Regions from separate parts of the Mus musculus genome. Here region 2 is linked to region 1. A link is a loop called in an ENCODE intact Hi-C map of the cell type or tissue named here. Cell type or tissue: heart. All regions are shown on one strand. Each heading gives the region's core, and the rest is flanking DNA. Links, peaks and the distances in the headings are about the cores only.

Evidence for each region. A loop is a pair of places that touch in the nucleus more often than their neighbours do. Peaks named below come from ENCODE experiments on the same cell type or tissue, not always from the same donor. Only the 100,000 strongest peaks of a DNase experiment are listed, where the experiment ranks them.
Region 2: it touches region 1 in a loop (2.4-fold over the local background); 4 of 42 quality-filtered maps call a loop at or near these places.

The regions. Positions count from the first base shown.
Region 1 is chr10:88,723,333-88,732,835 of GRCm38, forward strand. It overlaps Gm4925 (predicted gene 4925), which reads right to left and starts at 7,769. Exons shown (of 1, transcript NM_001037166.2): 1 at 6,209-7,769. The coding sequence starts at 7,384. The coding sequence ends at 6,986. Arl1 (ADP-ribosylation factor-like 1) reads left to right here and starts at 8,082. Exons shown (of 6, transcript NM_025859.3): 1 at 8,082-8,232. The coding sequence starts at 8,229. In heart, for the core only: CTCF peaks have their summits at 2,215 (motif pointing left), 4,010 and 7,619; DNase peaks (open chromatin) are centred at 7,679 and 8,069; H3K4me3 peaks cover 1,616 bases; H3K27ac peaks cover 1,387 bases; H3K27me3 peaks cover 894 bases.
Region 2 is chr10:88,446,594-88,456,096 of GRCm38, forward strand. It overlaps Gnptab (N-acetylglucosamine-1-phosphate transferase, alpha and beta subunits), which reads left to right. Exons shown (of 21, transcript NM_001004164.3): 21 at 1-731. Among named protein-coding and RNA genes, the nearest start is that of Sycp3, 8.2 kb to the right of the region's middle. In heart, for the core only: no CTCF peak of the experiment used is centred there; a DNase peak (open chromatin) is centred at 4,788.

The DNA.
Region 1 (9,503 bases), core at 546-8,545:
CTTTCTGCTTCTGTCTCTCGATTGCTGGGATTGCACACACCAGTGTGCCTGGCCTGGCCTCATTTCTAAAGCAGTTTAGTGCACAGCAATAACTAACAGACATGGAAATCAGTAGCAGACATGGGTACATGAAATTTTAAAGCATGTGACTTTGGGTTTTGAGCATAGTGGATGGGAACTGGAAAAACAAGAGGTTGTTAGAGGTGGAGGACCAACAAGCTGTTAAGGAAGGGCCACCAGGCTGGGGACAAATGTGTCACTGGAGGCTAGAAAGAGTGAATGGTGACAGAAAACTATGTAAGGGTCACACAAAAAAAATCACCTTGTAGCAACAGGAAATTTATGTCACATAGCTAATGAATTTCCAGAGTGGGCTCAGAGATTCTAGGTGGCATATTGAAAGTATCATTTGGCTTCTGGGCACTGAGTACAGGAAGGGATAATGGGAGAGAATGGTTGTGTCTATATGCAAACAGCTGGCCAAGGACCGGAAGGATCAGAAAATGAGACTTCCTTTATATCAAGTTTCTCCATGTAGCAAAATAAGAGAAAGTTCGTGGTGTGCTGGTGAGTTCTTTGGTTAAGGCCTCAGAAAGCAGTTGTATGCTGTTACAAGCTGTAATCCCAGCAATAGGGAAACTGGAGCAGAAATATTTCAGCATGCTCAAGGTTATCTCAGGCTAACAGAGTTCTTGTCTGGGAAGAAAACCTCCCAAAAGTGAAAAAGACAACAAACGACAACAACAAAAACCAAGGAGGGCTGAATTGAGGTGTGGACTGAACTTCAAACCTTTGGAAAGTTGCAAAGCTTTCAAGAGTAATATCGGTGCAGAGACAGCCAGAATCCCTGGGTGTTCCCTCCTCAGCCCGGGCGTTGCCGCGTGTGATAGAAGAGTTGACACAGGCTCTCAGCAGCTCAGGACTGGGGCTTCAGGAGCTGCACAGCAAATTGGAAGGTTGAAACATTCCCAGGTATTAAGAGAAAGGAATCCAGGACCGCCTCCAGGTCCTTTCTTTAGACTAAAGAGTCAAAGACTGTTTGACAGGAAGTCGGCTTCGAAGGAAAGAAAAGTCACAATATGGCGGGCGCCATGGCACACACCTTTAATCCCAGCACTAGGGAGGCAGAGCCAGGCGCCGAGGCTAATCTCGTCTACGGGTTAATTCCAGGACCACCATGGGAACACAGAGAAACTCTGTCCCGAAAAACAAACACACACACACACAAACAAAAAATTTCCAATACAGCTAGATGCTGTTTCCCAACCTCTCTCTCAGAGCGATGTGAAAACGAGCTGGAAAAGACGCCAATCCCCGTGCTGATGAACCGGTGGATCTGTGTTGGACTTAAGAGCTAACCCTGTCCTACCCTTTGGAGAGGCTACACGGGAACCAGGAGTAAGGCTGTGAAGACAATGATCCCATTGCACTCTGTGAGGATGCTGTTGACCCCTACCTCCTGTGTACCAGTAAGCTCTAGCGTTCCTGCCTCTTCCTGTGAAAATTTCCTGACCTGTGGCATCCTGTTCCCTCTGGGAGGCTGCAGTATGTCCCATTACCAATGGTCTTCACTGAAAATTTGCTGGTTCCTGGGTCAGGCCAGGCTCAGGAACATGAGACCACCATGGACAGATCCTGCTACTGCCCCAGGAGACCTCCGCCCCTGGCAGCCATGGTCAACTTCAAGATCCTTAGTGGAAGAAGAGAAACTTAATTGCTTTCTAGCCGAGGGGCCACAGAATCTCATAACGCTGTAATTGCTGCCTTCTTCCTTTACCTCAAAATGAAATGTGAGTTTAAATGGGGGGGGGTATTGGTGAAAATACATCTAATTTTAAATCTTAGTGAGTTATTATTGGATTATAGCATCGGACAAAGATGAAATTGGCTGGGTTTGGTGGCTTGTGTTTGTAATCCAAGCATTTGGGACAGCTGAGGTAGGAGAAGCTCTGCGTTAGAGGTCAGCCTGGGATACAGAGTGGGATTCTGGTTAAACAGGTTACTCTGAAGTTGGAGCCACTGTGCCTGCACAGATCTCTAAACCTAGCAATTAGAAAGTTGATGCGGGAGGATCACAAGTTCAGTGGCAGCCTGGATGGCAAGACTCTCCCAGAAAACAGGTAAAATAGAAAGTTATTCCTTGCTTCTACTAAACTGACCAAGTGACTGGTGTCTAACAGCAATTAGCTTAAAGCACCACCTCCACCTAGTGGCTGCTCTTGACTAGGGACACTCTTTGATAGTTTGATCTCCAGTATGACATTAAGACAGTGATTCATCAGCCAGGTCTACAAAGTGAGTTCTAGGACAGCCAGGACTATACAGAGAAACCCTGTCTCGAAACAAAACAAAACAAACAAACAAAAAAAGACAGTGATTCATTTATGACTGTTGTAACAAACTCACTAATATTATAGAACATTTAAGAATTAAAGTAATAGCCGGGCGTGGTGGCGCACACCTTTAATCCCAGCACTCGGGAGGCAGAGGCAGGTGGATTTCTGAGTTCGAGGCCAGCCTGGTCTATAGAGTGAGTTCCAGGACAGCGACGACTATACAGAGAACCCTGTATCGAAAACAAAACAAAACAAAACAACAACAAAAAAAGAATTAAAGTAATGATCATTGCATTAGTCCACAAGTCTTATTTTATAATTTAACATATAGCTGGGCATTGTGGTCCACACACGAGACCAGCTACATAGTGAGTGCTAGGATAGCTAGGGCTACATAGTTGAGATTCTGTCTCAAACACCCAAACAGACAATAACAACAAAAACAAATGTCTTACTGCTCTTCTGTAATAAAAATTCATGTATCTTACATTTTAGTGAATGTAAGAAAATAAGCATAAGACAAGCACATAGTGAATGAGATTTATTTTGTTTTTGTTAAGAATTTGTCCTAAAAGTTAGAGCAATGGGAAGTGGGGTATGTTGCAACTTTAAGGATGACATTTGAGTGAACACATCAAACAAGTCAATAAATGTGGTTGTCTCAAGAATTAGAATGCAAAGCTCCCAATACAAGCATCGTTAGCATGACTTTATAGTTCTATTTCCTCAACGATTACACTTTAAAATATATTTAATTTTATGCATAGGTGTTTGCCTGACTGTATGTGTGTATGCTTGATACACATAGGAGCCCATGGAGATCAGAACAATGGAATCCGCAGCGTGATGGCTATTTGTTGTTGTTGTTGTTGTTGCTTTTGTTTTTGAGACAGGGTTTCTTGTATAGCCCTGGCTGTCCTGGAACTCACTCTGTAGACTAGGCTGGCCTTGAACTAAGAAATCCACCTGCCTCTGCCTCCCAAATACTGAGATTAAAGGTGTACACCACCACTGGCTGGCTGTGATGGCTATTCTTGATTGTCACCTTGACTGAATCTGGAAATAACTATAATCCAGAAATGGAGGGCAGACTTGAGATTATTTGTGCTTGGGTAAATTCACTTCTAGTCTGGATCTTTGAGATAGGAAGACAGAGTTTTGTTTGTTTGTTTGGTTTGGTTTTTCGAGACAGGGTTTCTCTGTGTAGCCCTGGCTGTCCTGGAACTCACTTTGTAGACCAGGCTGGCCTCGAACTCAGAAATCCACCTGCCTCTGCCTCCCAAGTGCTGGGATTAAAGGCATGTGCCACAACGACCGGCTGTTTTTGTTTTTGTTTTGTTTTTATTTGGATGTTGAGGCGGGAAGACACACCTTTAATCTAATTAATCTAATCTAATCTAATCTAATCTAATCACCTTAAATCTAATATAGTCTGGGCCACACCTTCTGCTGAAAGCCTACAAAAGGGCATGGAAGAAGGGAGGTTTTGCCCTTTGCCTGCTTACCTTCACCTTGCCAGCATATCCATTCTTTCACTGACTTGGAGCCTGCTTCTTTGGGATTCCAGCATCTCCTGAATATCAGCTGAGATATCCAGCCTGTGGACTGAGTCTCTAGAAAACCCTAATATAACCTGGAACTGGAGTTACACTTGGCAGTCACCTGCTGGTGCTGGGAGGAACTGCAGAGATTACTCCTTATTGTGGAAGCTTTGAGAAATAAGAGTTTCAAAATCTGCCTACAGGGACTTATTTTCACAGGAGTCTTATAGTGGTGTATTTTTCTCTTTCTTTTCCGTTCCCCACTCCACACCCACTCTCTTTCTGAGACAGTGTCTCTCTATGTAGCCCTGGCTTATCATGGAACTCACCAGGTAGACCTGGCTGGCCTCGAAGTCAGAGATCCATCTGCTTTTGCCTCTCAAATGCTGGGATTAAAGGTGTGTGCTGGGGCTGGAAGAGATGGCTCAGAGGTTGAGAGCACCGACTGCTTTTCCCGAGGTCCTGAGTTCAATTCCCAGCAAACACACGGTGTCTCTCAAAGATTTATAATGAGATCTAGAGCCCTCTTCTGACCTACAGCTATATATGCAGAACACTGTGTATATAATAAATCTTAAAAAAAAAAAAGATGTTTGCTGCCTGGCCTTTACAAATGTGGCATATTTTTCCTTTTGGTCCTCTTTTAAAGATAATCCATTTTTCTCAGGTATTTTATGCAGTTGTACTCCAAGGTAAATCTCTAAGAGCCTAAGTTTTAAGTACCAAAGACCTATCAATGTAGCAACTTGTGTTAGAGAGCTGGGAGAGGGAATGAGACGGTCAGCGAAGTTGTAAGCATGCTTTATGTGTAAAGCATACAAAGACAAGGCAGTCTTTACAACGAACCTTAAAAAGGCTCAGGCGTTGTCATTAACTGGTATCTCATCATGTGCTCCTTAAACTGAGAAGCTGAAGACAGGGCTGGCTGCCCTATTTCAGGCTCAAGTGTCCTACAACTCCCCTGTGCTGAGTCAGGTTGGTCCCTGGCTCTGTGACCTGGAGAGAAAAGCAGAAAGGAACACAGAGGAAAATCATCCTTGTGCCCTCGAGAACAGCTGGAAGGTGAAGCACCCCCACAGGCATTTCTGGTATTTGCCCCACGACAGAAAAATGCCCAGAGTGGAGACAGCCAGAATTTAGCCGCGGGAGGCTCATCAGTGAACAAATGCTGCGCTCCTGGATTCTTCAATCTTGCATTGCTTTCTGGGTTCTTTCCCCAGTTGGTTTCTGCCGGATGACTAAGTCTGACTCAACGATTCTGTCTGCTGTTATTTCTTTTACACTGAAGCCTCAACCTCAGGATACACTGATCAGGAACTCTAGTTTGTTTCCTCGGTGAGGATTCTTGATGACATCTGCTGGGTATTTAAAGGTTCTGGATTTGATACTACCTTCTGTCTGCTCTGTCAGTTGGGCTACCCCAGTTGTCTGCCGGATGTTATGAACACCCTAATTGATGTTGTTTTTATTATTTGTTGCTTCTGTCTCCTATCGGCTATTTAATGTCTTACTTTTGCTTATTGCATACTTAATAAACTCAATATTGGCTCAGTCTAGAGAGAGATCATTCTCCAGACCTTACAGGTGTTTAGGTAGAAATTCACTTTCTCAAATGACTTTTCCTTGCAAGGAATGTTTCCGTGAATTCAGGGCTTTGGGTGAAGATGAAAGTGCTGAAATAATTCAACATCTGTGTAGTAAATTTAAGTAAAAAACAAAACAGAGACTCTTGGTATGAATGTAAGCTATTATAGCCATTATGGAAAACCAAATGGAGGTTCCTTAAAAAGCAAAATAAACACTGTAGCATCTACTTTGTGGTATTCATCTTAAGATAATGAAATCAGCATGTCAGAATGCAATGTGCACCTATGTTTAACGCAGTATGAATCATGACTGTCGATACAAAGCATCAGTGGGGGCTAAAGAGGTGGCCCATCAGCTAATAATGACTATTCTTGCAGAAGACCCTGACTTAGATTGCAGCACCCACAAACACGGGGTTCACAATTGTCTATAACTCCAGCTCTGGACAGCTCCAGATGTTGCTGGCTTCTGAGAGCATCGGTCCTCATGTGTACATACTTACATGCATGCCATGGGCACACAGACACTCAAGAACTATAAAAAATAAATCTACATAAGAAGGTATAAAATCAACCTGAATAAGCTTATTAATGTGGAAAATATGATGCGAATGTACAAATGCACATGCTTAACAATAACTAGCCAGCCTTAAAAAGGAAATAATCTCACGTATAAAATGAATGTAGAAGTCATCCTGCTAAATGAAATAAGCTTAGTACAAAAATCACACATTTCCACCTACGAGGGCGTTGGAAGGTTTAATTCATAAGTAGAGTCTATGGAGACAACTCCGAAGCCGAGAGCGCAATGGTGACTGTCAGGGGATGGAGCAGGGATGCAGATACATCAGTAAGATGGTACAGATTCTTTTCCAACAGGATGAACAAGTCCCTTAGATGTATAGTCACAGCATGATGACCATATTTAATAACAATACACTGCCTATTTGATAATTGCCAAATAGATCTTCAGTGTACTCAACCTACAGGAAAAGGGAATATGAGGGTTTGCCTATTTTCACGGTAATCATTTCTCTCTCATGCATATGTATGTATGTGTGTGTGTATATATATCTATATATACCTATATATCTATCTCACACTGTGCAACATACATATAATATTTTGTCAATTAAACCCTAGTAATGCAGGCCGGGAGGTGGTGTTGCACGCCTTCAATCCCAGCACTCGGGAGGCAGAGGCAGGTGGATTTCTGAGTTCGAGGCCAGCCTGGTCTACAAAGTGAGTTGTAGGGCAGCCAGGGCTACACAGAGAAACCCTGTCTCGAGAAAAAAAAAAAAAAAAGCCCCAATAATGCTAGACTAAATCTTAGGCAGTTTGTAAATTTCCAAAAAGATGACCATTTTCATTATAAACCAGAACATAATAATGCAATGTTTCCATGTGGAAGAAAACTTCCTAAAAAAGGGCTATTATTATTTCCGGCGAAAACTCAAGAGCTTGAGATAATTGTACTTTTCTGTTTTGAGAAACTTAACAGAAAATAAGCCAATTTTTTTGTTCATTTTCTGCATTTGAAGTACTCTTCAATGACATCTTTCGCCTGAGATTCTTGGCCAAAGTCCTTAACCACCACACAGCTGCAACCTATCACTTTCCGAGGTTTCCCCTTTCGATCAATTTTGCAGAGGCCTACCCATTCCCCCAGCTTCTTGTTGTCATCAACCTTAATTAGGTTGATCTGGTGCTCAGCACAGAGGGTTTCCACCAACTTGATGTACATAGGTTTATCACAATTGGATGCAAGCACACAGAGATGGGCTTGGCGCTTGCCTAAGGCTTTGGCAGCTTCGTGAATTCCTCGCGCTAGGCCATCGTGGACCAGGGCGGTCTTCAGCACCTCTTGCAAAGCCGTATTGACGTCCATGACAACTCCAGCAGCAGTGCCTTCCTTAGCCATGGCGTGGGTTACAGGTGGATCCGACCTGGAGCGCGCCTCGAGCCTCTGAGAGGCTGCGCAGAAGCAAGACGCGTTTCTAAGAATTTTAAGAAACACCAAACCCTTTCACTATCGAAAACTACCTAACTTCCAACTCAAGTTGCAGGAGGCAAGAAGTTCCCAGTTCTGCGGAGGCGGAAGGGTGGTCGGTCAGGTGGCCACCCAGAGATCAAAAATTAGACACCTCGGGTACGAGGGTGCCCCGTGTTGGTGGTATGCAGTGACTGCGGGTGAGCTTTCTCGTTATTATTACGTAACCCTGGCTCCTCCTGCGGGAATGCATTTAGAGGAAAGTGGACCGCCTCCGCAGATGTGCAACCACCGGGACGCTGCAACCAGCGCCAGCATTCTGTGCCTTCGCTTTATCGAGCTTTTATTTTCCGTTGGCCGATTCGCCACTTTATGATATCAGAATTTAACACGAAAAAGTCTCATTTTAATATTTGAGAAGGCCTTATTGTCCAGAAAAGTGGAATCAGGAAACACTTTTGTCTTAAATTTTTTTTTGTTATAGTTGTGGCGTTCATTTCTGCTACGCTCAGAGCGCCTGGGAGTTGCATCGAAAGCGCCGACGCGGACGCCCAGACCTCCGTGTCCAGCGCGCAGTCGCAGTGGCCTTTCGCCCCGGCTCCCGCCCCCGCTGGGTGGACGACGTGGAAGTTGCTGGCCGACCAGGCTTGGAGGAGTCCGCTTCGGAACCGGAGTCCGGGAGTAGCGGAGGTGGCGGCGCCCAGGCTCAACTAGGAGTCGCTGCCGAGTCCCGGCCTGTCTCTGAGGATCGGCGAGGGCGCGGCGGCGGTTCATCATGGGTGAGGAGCGTGGGAAGGGCGTCAGGCGACCGAGGGGACCGGCCGGGCCGCGGGGCAGCTCTTCGCTACCTTGGCTCTTCACCTGCAGGGAGATTCCGCCTCCCGGCTCGGTCCTTTGCACCCGCGGGGTCCGGACTGATCCCAGCCCGGCCTTTTCCCCTCATCCTGCATCCCCCATCTCGGTTGGGTAGGCGGAACGGGGCGTCGGGTGCCTGGCAGCCAGGCAGCTGAAGGTTCACCGAGGTGTCTGATCCTTCGTGGAAGCTTGGTGGCATCGGGGTGGGTGTTGGGACTGCGTCACTTCTGAGAAACCCGAGGACCGGTGTTGTTTGTTGATCCTTGCGCTGCTCCTGTCTGCTCGCCCGCTGTAGTTAGCTGTCCGTAGATATGGTGGATGGAGTTAGGTGGATTGTGAAGTCCGGTGGGACAGGGAGTGAGATGTTCATGTCGCTTCGCTGATTCGCACTTCTCCAGGTGAGGGAACTACGGTAGACGTCCGAGCGCACCCGACGGTGGTGATGCTCCGGTACAGGTGGAGCTTCTAGGAGTTGCAAAATCTTCGGTTTCTGTCAGTATTTACTCAGTTTTCTCAGAAGTGTGTGGATCCGGTGCATTATAGTTCCGTTCGGTTCTCTGTAACCTTTCGGCGTTGTTTTTCCAAATCTAGACGTCTAAACGGGCAAAAGGACTTTGTCAGGTCACACCCATTCTTTCTGTATACAGCTTGCTCCGTGTTCGCTTTTCTAGAGTGGGCAGCTTTAATTCTGCCATTCCCCTCAAATAGCAAAGTGTAATATCTCTTCCTTTCTTCCTCCTCTCCTCTCCTCTCCTCTCCTTTCCGTGTGCGTGTGCGTTTGTATGCCTACAAGGGAGCGCTGTTGGAAGTCAACCCTTAGTATGCTAGGCAACGCCCTTCTGCTGAGCTGTATAGCCCCAGCCCTTTTAAAACTTTGAGATAGGATCTCACTAAGTTGTCAAGTCTTGAACGCAACTCACTCTGCAGCCAAAGGTGGCCTCAGACTCACTGCTATTGGTTTAGCCTCCTATTGGACCACTAGCCAAAAGGCCTTGCCTTTTATTTTTAAAATTGTGTGTGTATCCGTGTATATTATATGTTGAGCATATTCTTCATATCCCCCACGTTTCCGTTTTCTCACTTTCTATTGTGAATCTTTTTTTTTTTTTCCTCCCTTTAGTGACTTTTGAAGGCAAAGTATTTGTGCCACAAATGCTTTTACATCTCAGGGTGCCTTGGGTACATAAAGGTTCCT
Region 2 (9,503 bases), core at 867-8,866, 280 kb before region 1:
AAGTGCCTCACTTCAGAAATGAGTAGTGCTGATGGCACCAGCGAGTGATGGTGTCCATTTGGAAACCCATGATACCTTCCAATGCCCACCCTGCTTACTTTATACAGAGCAGGGGTTAACCAACTTCTGTCAAAGAACAGTAAAGAACTTGAGATACATCCATCTTTGTCAAATAGTCTTCCTTGCTAACATTTATTATTGTTGGTGTTTTGGGAGGTTTATTTTATTTTATTGCTTTGTTATTTTTCAAGACGGGGATTCTCTGTGTAGCTCTGGCTGTTTGGTAATTCACTCTAAAGACCAGGCTGGCCTTGAACTTAGAGATTCACCTGCCTCTGCTTCCTGAATGCTAGGACATGTGCCCACACTGCCTACCCACCCCCCTTTTGGGGGGGGTGAGCAACTCAATAAAAAGATGAAAACCTGCTTTAGTTTGCAGCTATACAAAAGCAGCAGGCCTCAGCCAGACTTGACCCCCGGGGCCATTGTTGGCCCACGGGAGAATCATTTTTGACGTGGGTAAGCAAACCCTGATATTGGTCATGCTGTGTTATGTCATTATGTGGTGGTTTTGAATTCTGGAAGATATCTTCAGTCATGATCTCAGTAGTATTCCTCCAAAATGGCACACATTTTCGTAATAAGAACTTGAAATGTAAATATTGTGTTTGTGCTGTAAATTTTGTGTATTTCAAAAACTGAAGTCTCATAAAAAAACACACTTATTGAAACTTTGAGTTTATTGTTAGTATTTTTATCTTAATTACATATGAGTATTTTGTCTGCATGCACCATACAGATGCCTGGTGTTTTTGGAGACCAGATGATAGCTTCAGATCCCATAGAACTGGAGTTACAAATGGTTGGGACCCATCACCTAGGCTCTGGGGACTGAACCCATATCCTCTGGAAGAAGAGCCAGTGCTCTTAACCACTGAGACATCTCTCCAGCCCTGTGCTTTGAGCTTTAAGTCTCTGAAGATTGGGGTTACTGTTGTCCAGACTGAACAGTCAATGGGATGGTTGTCTGTGTGGTGTGTGCTTGGCTCTCAGGCTCTGCACTGAACACTATTAAGTGTGAAGTAATGTAAAGAAAGGTTAAATATAACATGCTGGAGAATATTGCTTTATGAGAGTGGGGGTAGATTCTAAATGGAATTTGTCAAAAAAAAATGTAAGGACCATCTATATACTGTTTAAAAGCTGAGAATTTATTTTGGGAGCATTACATATAGATAATAGACATTTGGGTGTAATATGGGTTTCTGCAGTTGGACCTAGTGAAAAGTTTGGTAATAGAGTAGATAATTAAGTACAAACAAGCATTTGTGGAATCATTATCTAACAATTCAGCAAGTTGCTGGGACAGGGTTTGATCAGCAGTCAATGGCCAGAAATGTTAAAAGCTTGTAAAACCCTTCAGGGGCAATTCTATAAAAGGTCAGAATGTGTCTTAAGTCAACTTGTGATACTGAAATAAAACACAAGTTTGTAATCCCTTCGTTCAGGAGGCAGGTAAGAGATTAGCCATGAGTTCAAGGTCAGCCTGAGCTACATAGTGAGTTCCAGGTAACCTGTGCAACTAAGAGGCCTTATCTCAAAACCTCTATAAGAAATAATAACAAGTATGGGTCATTTATGAAGAATAGAATTGCATTTTCTGTTAATTCTATGGGTTGAGAAGTCTAAGGTCAAGGTGGAGGAAAGGTCCACTTGTCTGATGAGGGCTGCTGTTTCCAGTTGACAACTTGAATGCCATGCTCCACAGAAGTAAAATTATACCCTGTGCTGCCAGGGCAGAAGGTGGAAAGACAAGGGGACAGATTCTCTTCTCATCAAATGCACAATTGATCACATTACCAAGGTTCTGCCCTCTCAGCAATATGACATGGCTGATTAAATTCCACAGAGATCCACCTGCCTCCTGAGTGCAGGGATTAAAGGCGTGCACCACCACAACCAGTTTAAGTATTTCTATTGTGTGTGTCACGGAGAGGCATGTACACAACACAGCATACGTTCTGAAGTCAGAAAACCCCTTGGTAGGAGTCCGCTCTCTCCTGAGACGTGGATCTCAGGAAGCAAGCTTGGGCCTTCAGGCTTGGCTTGGCTTGGCAACACGTGCCTTTACCTGTGGAGCAAACTCACCGGCCCTGTCAGGAACCCAAAACTCTGCCTATCTCTCTTCTGCCCATCTATAGGCTATAGGCATCTTTATTCACCAATCAGGGATAGTTTTAGGGTGATCATGAAGTATGACTTGTGTACGTGCGCATATTTATTCTCTTTTTCCCTGGGGGCAACCAGGCCTTGGAAGCCAGTATTAGTATTACAATACATAACAAAAGTCCAAACCACAACACAGAGCAGATGGTGTAAGCCAATCTAACAAACTACCCTTTAATATATATTCATACCAGTGGTCTTCCTCTTGAGACCCCTGACTAATGTACCCTGCCAGGACTATGGCTCAGCTCTGTCCATCCCTGCCTCTCTTTCATGTCAGTTCTGCCCCCAGAATGAAGGCATGCTTCCTAACTCTCATATCCCTCAGAGGGGTCAAAAACATCAACTCTGGTTTCATACAGAAAGTTCTGATTGTGAATGAATACACTGATTGGCTTGCTCTAGGCTGTCCACTTCTGGCCTGAGAAATGGAACCTTTCACCCAAAAGGAGGCTTGCAAAGTCCACGAGGGCGCTGCCTGCCTATGAAGCCGCCTGGATAAGGAAGACCAAGTTCCTAGCTTGCCCAACTTGAAGGCAAGCTGCTATACTTGAAAGCGTTGCGAAATTCAAATCTGGTCATTAAATACAACCAACCTTTAAAATGCTTCATTATTGAAAGGATAAATATAAACAGCAAAGTAAAGACTCCAAATATGGCTAGTATATAGATTAGTTAATATGTAGCTCAATACTATAATACCTGCCCGTCCCACCCCTCATGCACAAGACCCTGGTTTAGATTCCCAGCACAGAAAAAAAAGATTAATTTTTAAATGTGGCTTTAAAATCCATAGTTGATCCTTCCTTCTCTTTCCCTCACCTGCCAACCTTTCTTCTAACCTTACACTGTGCCAGCAACATTGTATAGTTGTTTACCTACCATCTTAGTTAGGGTTTCCATGGCTGTAATAAAACAGTGTTGCCAAAAACAACTTGGGGGAAAGGGATTTCTGTATCACAGCCAGTGATTAAAGAAAGTCAGGACAGGAATCCACCCAGGGACCTGGAAGTAGGCATTGAATCAGAAGCCATGGAAGGATGCTACTTACTGGTTTGCTCTCCATGGCATGCTCAGGCTGCTTTCTTAGACAACTCTGGGACCAGCCTGCCTGGGAGGTTGGTACTGCCCGCCATGGGATGGGCTTGGCCACATCAATCATCAGTCAAGACAAGCCTTCCCAGGCTTGCCTGCAGGCTAATGTTTGGAGGCATTTTCTCAGTTGTAGTTCCTTCCTCTCAGATGTCTAGCTTCTGACAATCACTCACACACACACTTTCAAATCTCTTTATTTGATCCATTATTATTGTAGACGAGAGGGAAGCGTGTCACCTGTTGGACCCCAGAAAACATCCGTCGTCCTGGCCAATGCACCAAATGTTAGTAGGGTCCACTTAGAGTCAACACAACACAAGCACCAGGTCATTGCAGATGACAAAAACTGTATTGCAATCAAGCTGCTACTGACCCATCAGGGCCACACAATGGACTCAAGAGCTGAACTGCACCCCACACTCGAGCCCTGAACCAGAATGTTCCAGAGCTTTTAAGCTTGAAGACCACAAACATCCGTGCCAAGTTACAGTTACATCTTGTTCAGTCAAGGCTCTCCTTTGCCTTGTTTTTTTCTGGGTTCCGGGGATGGAATTCAGGTCACTGTGCTGCTACAGCAAGCACCCAACCTGCTGAGCCATCTCACTGACCTCTCTAAGATGTTTCCTAAGAGACTGCTATGTCACACGAATGTTCTTCAGATAGTACGTGCCGCTTAACACATCTTTGCCAGCCTGCCTCATCTCCACCCCATCCCTCCATCAGACCCCAATTCAGGATGGTCCTTGAACCACAGTTGAGGAAAGTTTGATATTTGAAGCAGTGTGCGCCTATAAAACAAGGTAGTAACATTGAGAAAAGAACTGAGGGAAGCAGGCCCGGGAATTTGCAACACAGTCTTTTGGATTTTGGAGGAGGAGGAGGAGCTAGCAAGAACACCGAGAAGGTACAGGTGGATGGGAGTGGGAGATAAGAGGTGTGTGGGAAAATATCAAGGACTGTATAAGACAGAAGATAGAAATGAAAGAGAAACGTACGGGTGGTTAATGGTGTTGGTTGTTGCTAAGTCAAGCAAGGATCCGAGATGATGAGTTATAAGCATTTTAAACTAAGCAAGATGTGGGGGGAAATCAGTGAAAGGGTCTAAACATAATCTGCCATATCTAAAGAAAATATCTGTAAACCACAGTAATGCCAGAATGTGAAGGCGGGTGGGGTATGTAAAAGTGCCAGCAAACATACCTGGGTCCAAAGACTTGCAATGAGACTGCTGTTCCTCTTATCACAAGGAATGGATTGCTCCACGGTTTAAAGCTTGCTGAGGTCATTTGATTTTCTATTTCTTTTTTTTTTTTTTGCCGGGGTTGGGGGGCAGTTGGTGAGGGTTAATGAGATTGATGAGAGACTCAGAAAGAGCTTTGAGACTTTAGTCCTCTTTAGGCTTCAGCTGGAACCTTGGCATGAATGAGCCAGAGACTGACTGAGGCATCTCAGCCAAGAGCTGGCATACTCCCAACCTTGTAAACAAAACCACTAGATTACCCACTCCCTGCAGCTCTGCCAGAGGCAGAGGAGATCAGCCCCAAATGGAGATCCACAGAATTCTGAACTGCAGCAGTACTTCTTTCAAGCTACTGAGTTTTAGAATGGTCTGTTACAGAGCAGTAGCTAAGTCACAGGAACTAAAAGAGACAGAAGGAAGAATGCTCGCTTTGTTTAATTAGAATCCTACATGAAATTTCTTTCTCTGTGAACTGGCCTAGATGCCCATCAGCCAATGACTAGATAAAGAAAATGTGGTTCATATACACACTGGAATTTTATTTGACTGCAATTAAAGAATGAAGCTGTGAGAGCTAGGCAGTGGTGGCACACACCTTTAATCCCAGCACTTCGGAGGCAGAGACAGGCAGATTTCTGAGTTCGAAGCCAGCCTGGTCTACAGAGTGAGTTCCAGGACAGCCAAAGCTACACAGAGAAACCCTGTCTCGAAAGAAAGAAAGAAAGAAAGAAAGAAAGAAAGAAAGAAAGAGAGAGAGAGAGAGAGAGAGAGGAAGGAAGGAAGGAAGGAAGGAAGGAAGGAAGGAAGGAAGGAAGGAAGGAAGGAAGGAAAGAAAGAAAGAAAGAAAGAAAGAAAGAAAGAAAGAAAGAAAGAAAGAAAGAAGGAAGGAAAGCTGTGATATTTGCAATAAGACGGAAGGAACTGGAGATCGTGAAATATGCCACATAAAGATAGTACATGATTTCTCCCATACACAGAGTCTAGATCTTAAGTGGGCATACACACAGGGCTGGAGCGATGATTCAGTGATTAAGAATGTGTACTTTTTTTTTGTAATGTTTCCCAGCAAGTTCCCAGCAAACACAGAATGGCTAACAACTGCCTGTAACTGTCATGGTTTATAAAAGCTAGGTAGATGTGGTGGCACAGCCGGTGTACTGGGGGCTGAAGCAAGAAGACTGCTGCAGGTCAGTGAGTTGTAGGCAAGCTGGGACTGAATCCGAGTGAGACGTGGATTCATAGAACAAAGAGCCCGTTCCCTCCACTGCTCTTTGGCATTGTGCTGGATGGTTTAATCAATGAGGTTTAGCACAGGAAAAAGAGACACGAGGACTAGAAAAGAATACAATTGCCTTTATTTATACTAATATCAGAATGTACATGAAGGACAGGCGAGGTGGCATAAAGGTTGTCTCCTGCCAAGTCAGAGGGTCTGATTTTGATACCTTGAACCCATATGAGGAAATGAGAAAGCCAACTCCTGCAAGTTGTCTTTTGATCTCCTTAGTGTTTCACACATAGGTACACACACACACAAACATACACACACAGTAAGAAAATATGCTTGGGACACTTTAGAACAAACTTAACCAAACATTGGAAGAGTTCTACGTGGTAGCAGGCTATAAAAGCAGCATGAAAAAGAGAACTCCCGAAAGCTGAAGCCCAGTAGGGGTGGCCCTTCGTCTCCCCAAAAGTAAGCTGACATGACCGCCTGGCTGTTCTACCACCAGCCAGTGGGAACCCAAACTGCACCAAGTCTCAGTGCACACATGGAGTGGTCTTCAAGATGCTCACATCCCTCACGTAGAAATCCTGACGTTGGCAACAATGAATGGGAGGGCTCCAGATGTTTGCTTTTACATGATGTTCAGCAGAGCTGTTCGGTCCAAGAACACAGAGGATGAAGTTTGACTTCACAGACCTTCATAGACTTTGATTACCTATAAGCCAGACAACTTAAAAGTAACTATGGGTTAGAATAAAACTTGAAAAAAGGGGGTGGGTGGGTATGGGGGACTTTTGGTATAGCATTGGAAATGTAAATGAGCTAAATAACTAATAAAAAATGGGAAAAAAAAACTTGAAAAAAAAAGAAAAAAAAAACCTTGAATACCAGTCATAAAGCCACCCAAAAGACTTACAAACAAGGTACTTTCAACGCCTGCCTGGACTTAGAGCAGCACATAATACTTTTCTAAAAAGGGGGCTTAAAAGAAAAATTTAATATATGCATTACAGAAAACAACACAAGAAGCCAAAACCAGTACCATCCAGTCACAAGCAGCTCAATTGACGAGTCTGTCTAGATCCTGTGTTTCTATGCACAGTTAGGTGATTGAGCCCATATAGAATGTGTCAAGCCTGCCTACACATTGAAAAGTGCACCAGCTAAAAACCCCATGCGACTTGAATATTCTGATAACCAAGAATATACCATGCCATCTCAGTCTGTCAGACAAAATTGTACTCCTGTCTTCCTTGTTGGATAATTTTATATCAACTTGAGTCATCAGAGAAAAGGGGACCCCACTTGAGAAAACGCTTCCATAAGAGATACTTAGAAATAAACAAACTACCAACAACAACAACAACAAAAAAAAAAAACTGTGAGGAACAACAATGAAAAAGCATATTGGGTTTGTCAACTTCTCAGCCACTTCCATCACTTTTAGCAGGCAAAGATGGGGTCAGAATCCCTAACCTCTGCATCTATATCTTCAGTGAAATAGCTGCTGGTGTAGTCATTCGGGTCCGTGACACTCCAAGCTTCTGTAGTAGCCACTGCTGCAGCTTTCCTCAGTCTCTCCTCCATGGCCAGACTAAGGAGACATGCGTGGATGGCTGTTGAGATTGTGTCACGTCCCCTTTCCCTCACACGTGTGGATGTAGCTCCTTATAAATTAATATTACATGTGTGTGTGTGTGTGTGTGTGTGTGTGTGTGTGTGTGTGTGTGTGGCCAACCTAGGGCTCACACCAGATTTGTATTTCAGAGATCTTTACTTGTTTATTTCTTGTGTCTGGGCTTGTGTAGGTACTGGGCCACACTTGCTGAAAAAAAAATCAAATCAAAACAACAAAACCAGCCAACAAGCCAAACAAACAAGTGTGTCTGTCTGTCTGTCTGTCTATCAGCGCTACACAGAGAAACACCATCTCAAATAAACCAAAACTAACTAAGCCTGCCTGGCATACAGAAGGAGTTCTAGGATGATTAGTTATATTTATCTTTTATTATGCATTTTAATTAATTTTTTAAATTAGTGATTGATGTGGGAGGGCCCAGCCCACTGTAGGTGATGCTATCTCTAGGCAAGTGGTCCTGGGTCCTATAAAAAATCAAGCTAAGCAGGGTGCATGTCTTTAATCCCAGCATTCAGGAGGCAGAGGCAGGTGGAGCTCTGAGTTGGAGGCCAGTGTGGTTTACAGAGCCAGTTTCAGGACAGCCAGGCTACCCTAAGCAGGCTGAAAAGCCACAGGGAACAAGCCAGTAAGCAGCATCCATCCATGCACATCAGCTGCTGCCTCCAGGTTCCCTCCCTGTCTAAGTCCCTGAATTGATTTCTTCTTCAAGGAATATAGATGTGAAAGTATAAGCCAAATAAACCCTTTCCTCCCCAACTTGCATTTCATCATGGTGTTTCATCATAGCAATAGTAGCCCAAACTAAGAGAGAAAACAAAAAACAAACAAACAAACAAACAAAGGCAGCAGGCCTCTTAGAAATACTAGCGGGAAGCCAGGCATGGTGGTACACACCTTTAATCCCAGCACTCGGGAGGCAGAGGCAGGTGGATTTCTGAGTTTGAAGCCAGCCTGGTCTACACAGTGAGTTCCAGGACAGCCAGGGCTACACAGAGAAACCCTGTCTCGAAAAAAAAAAAAAAAAAAGAAAGAAAGAAAGAAAGAAAGAAAGAAAGAAAGAAAGAAATACTAGCGGAGTCAGGTAGTGTCAGGTGTTGGCTCTTTCACATGGGAGAAGTCTCAGATTGGAGCAGTTCTATCTGATCTCTTTATTTGAGGTTAGCAGGTCTCTCAGTCTCTGCTCCATCTTTGTCCCTGAACATCTTGTGGGCAAGATAAATTTTGAGTTGAAGGTTTTGTGGGTGGCTTGATGTCTCCCTCCCTCCCTCCCTCCCTCCCTCCCTCCCTCCCTCCCTCCTTCCCTCCCTCCCTCCCTCCCTCCCTCTCTCCTCTGGAAGTCCTGTCTGGCTACAGGAGATGATCGCTTCAGTCTCTCTATCCTCTTCTGGTAGGAATTTCAGCTAGGGTCATCCCCATAGACTCCCTGTATCCTCTCCCATCCCAGGCCTCCAGCTAGTCCCAGAAATGCCCGACACACACTGATTTCCATTCGCACTCCTAGCCCTCCTAGACCCACAGAGTCAACTAACCTGGGCCCACCAGGTCTCACACTGGGCCATGCAGGGAGCATGCAGGGGCTGGACCTGTCCTCCCCCCTACATATTTGCAGCAGATGAGCAGCTTAGCCTTCGTGTGGGCCCCTTAACAAGTGGAGCATGGGCTGTCTTGGTCTCTGTTCCTTGCCATTGGATCCCCTTCTCCTAACTGGACTATCTGCTTGGTCCTCAGTGGGAGAGGATGTGTCTAGTCCTGTCAGGACTAGATGTCCCAGGGTGGGATAGTACCCAAGAGGAGAAGAGGAGGGGCTAATGGAAGGAGGGGCTTGCAAGGGTGGGACTGGGAGGAGAGGAGGGAGGAGGCTGTGACCGGGATGTAAAGAAAACAAGAAATATAATTTATTGGAGATAGAAAAAGGAACCACTGATTAAAATGAAAACAAACAAGCAATAAATAAATAAATAAGTAGGGCCTAGCACCCATGGCAGAGGTTCCCAGGAGAACCTCAGATTCAACACACTGGTGGTCTGGCCTTCTAAGCCTCCCTCTGCCCCCCCACTGCCAGTGTATGGACATGT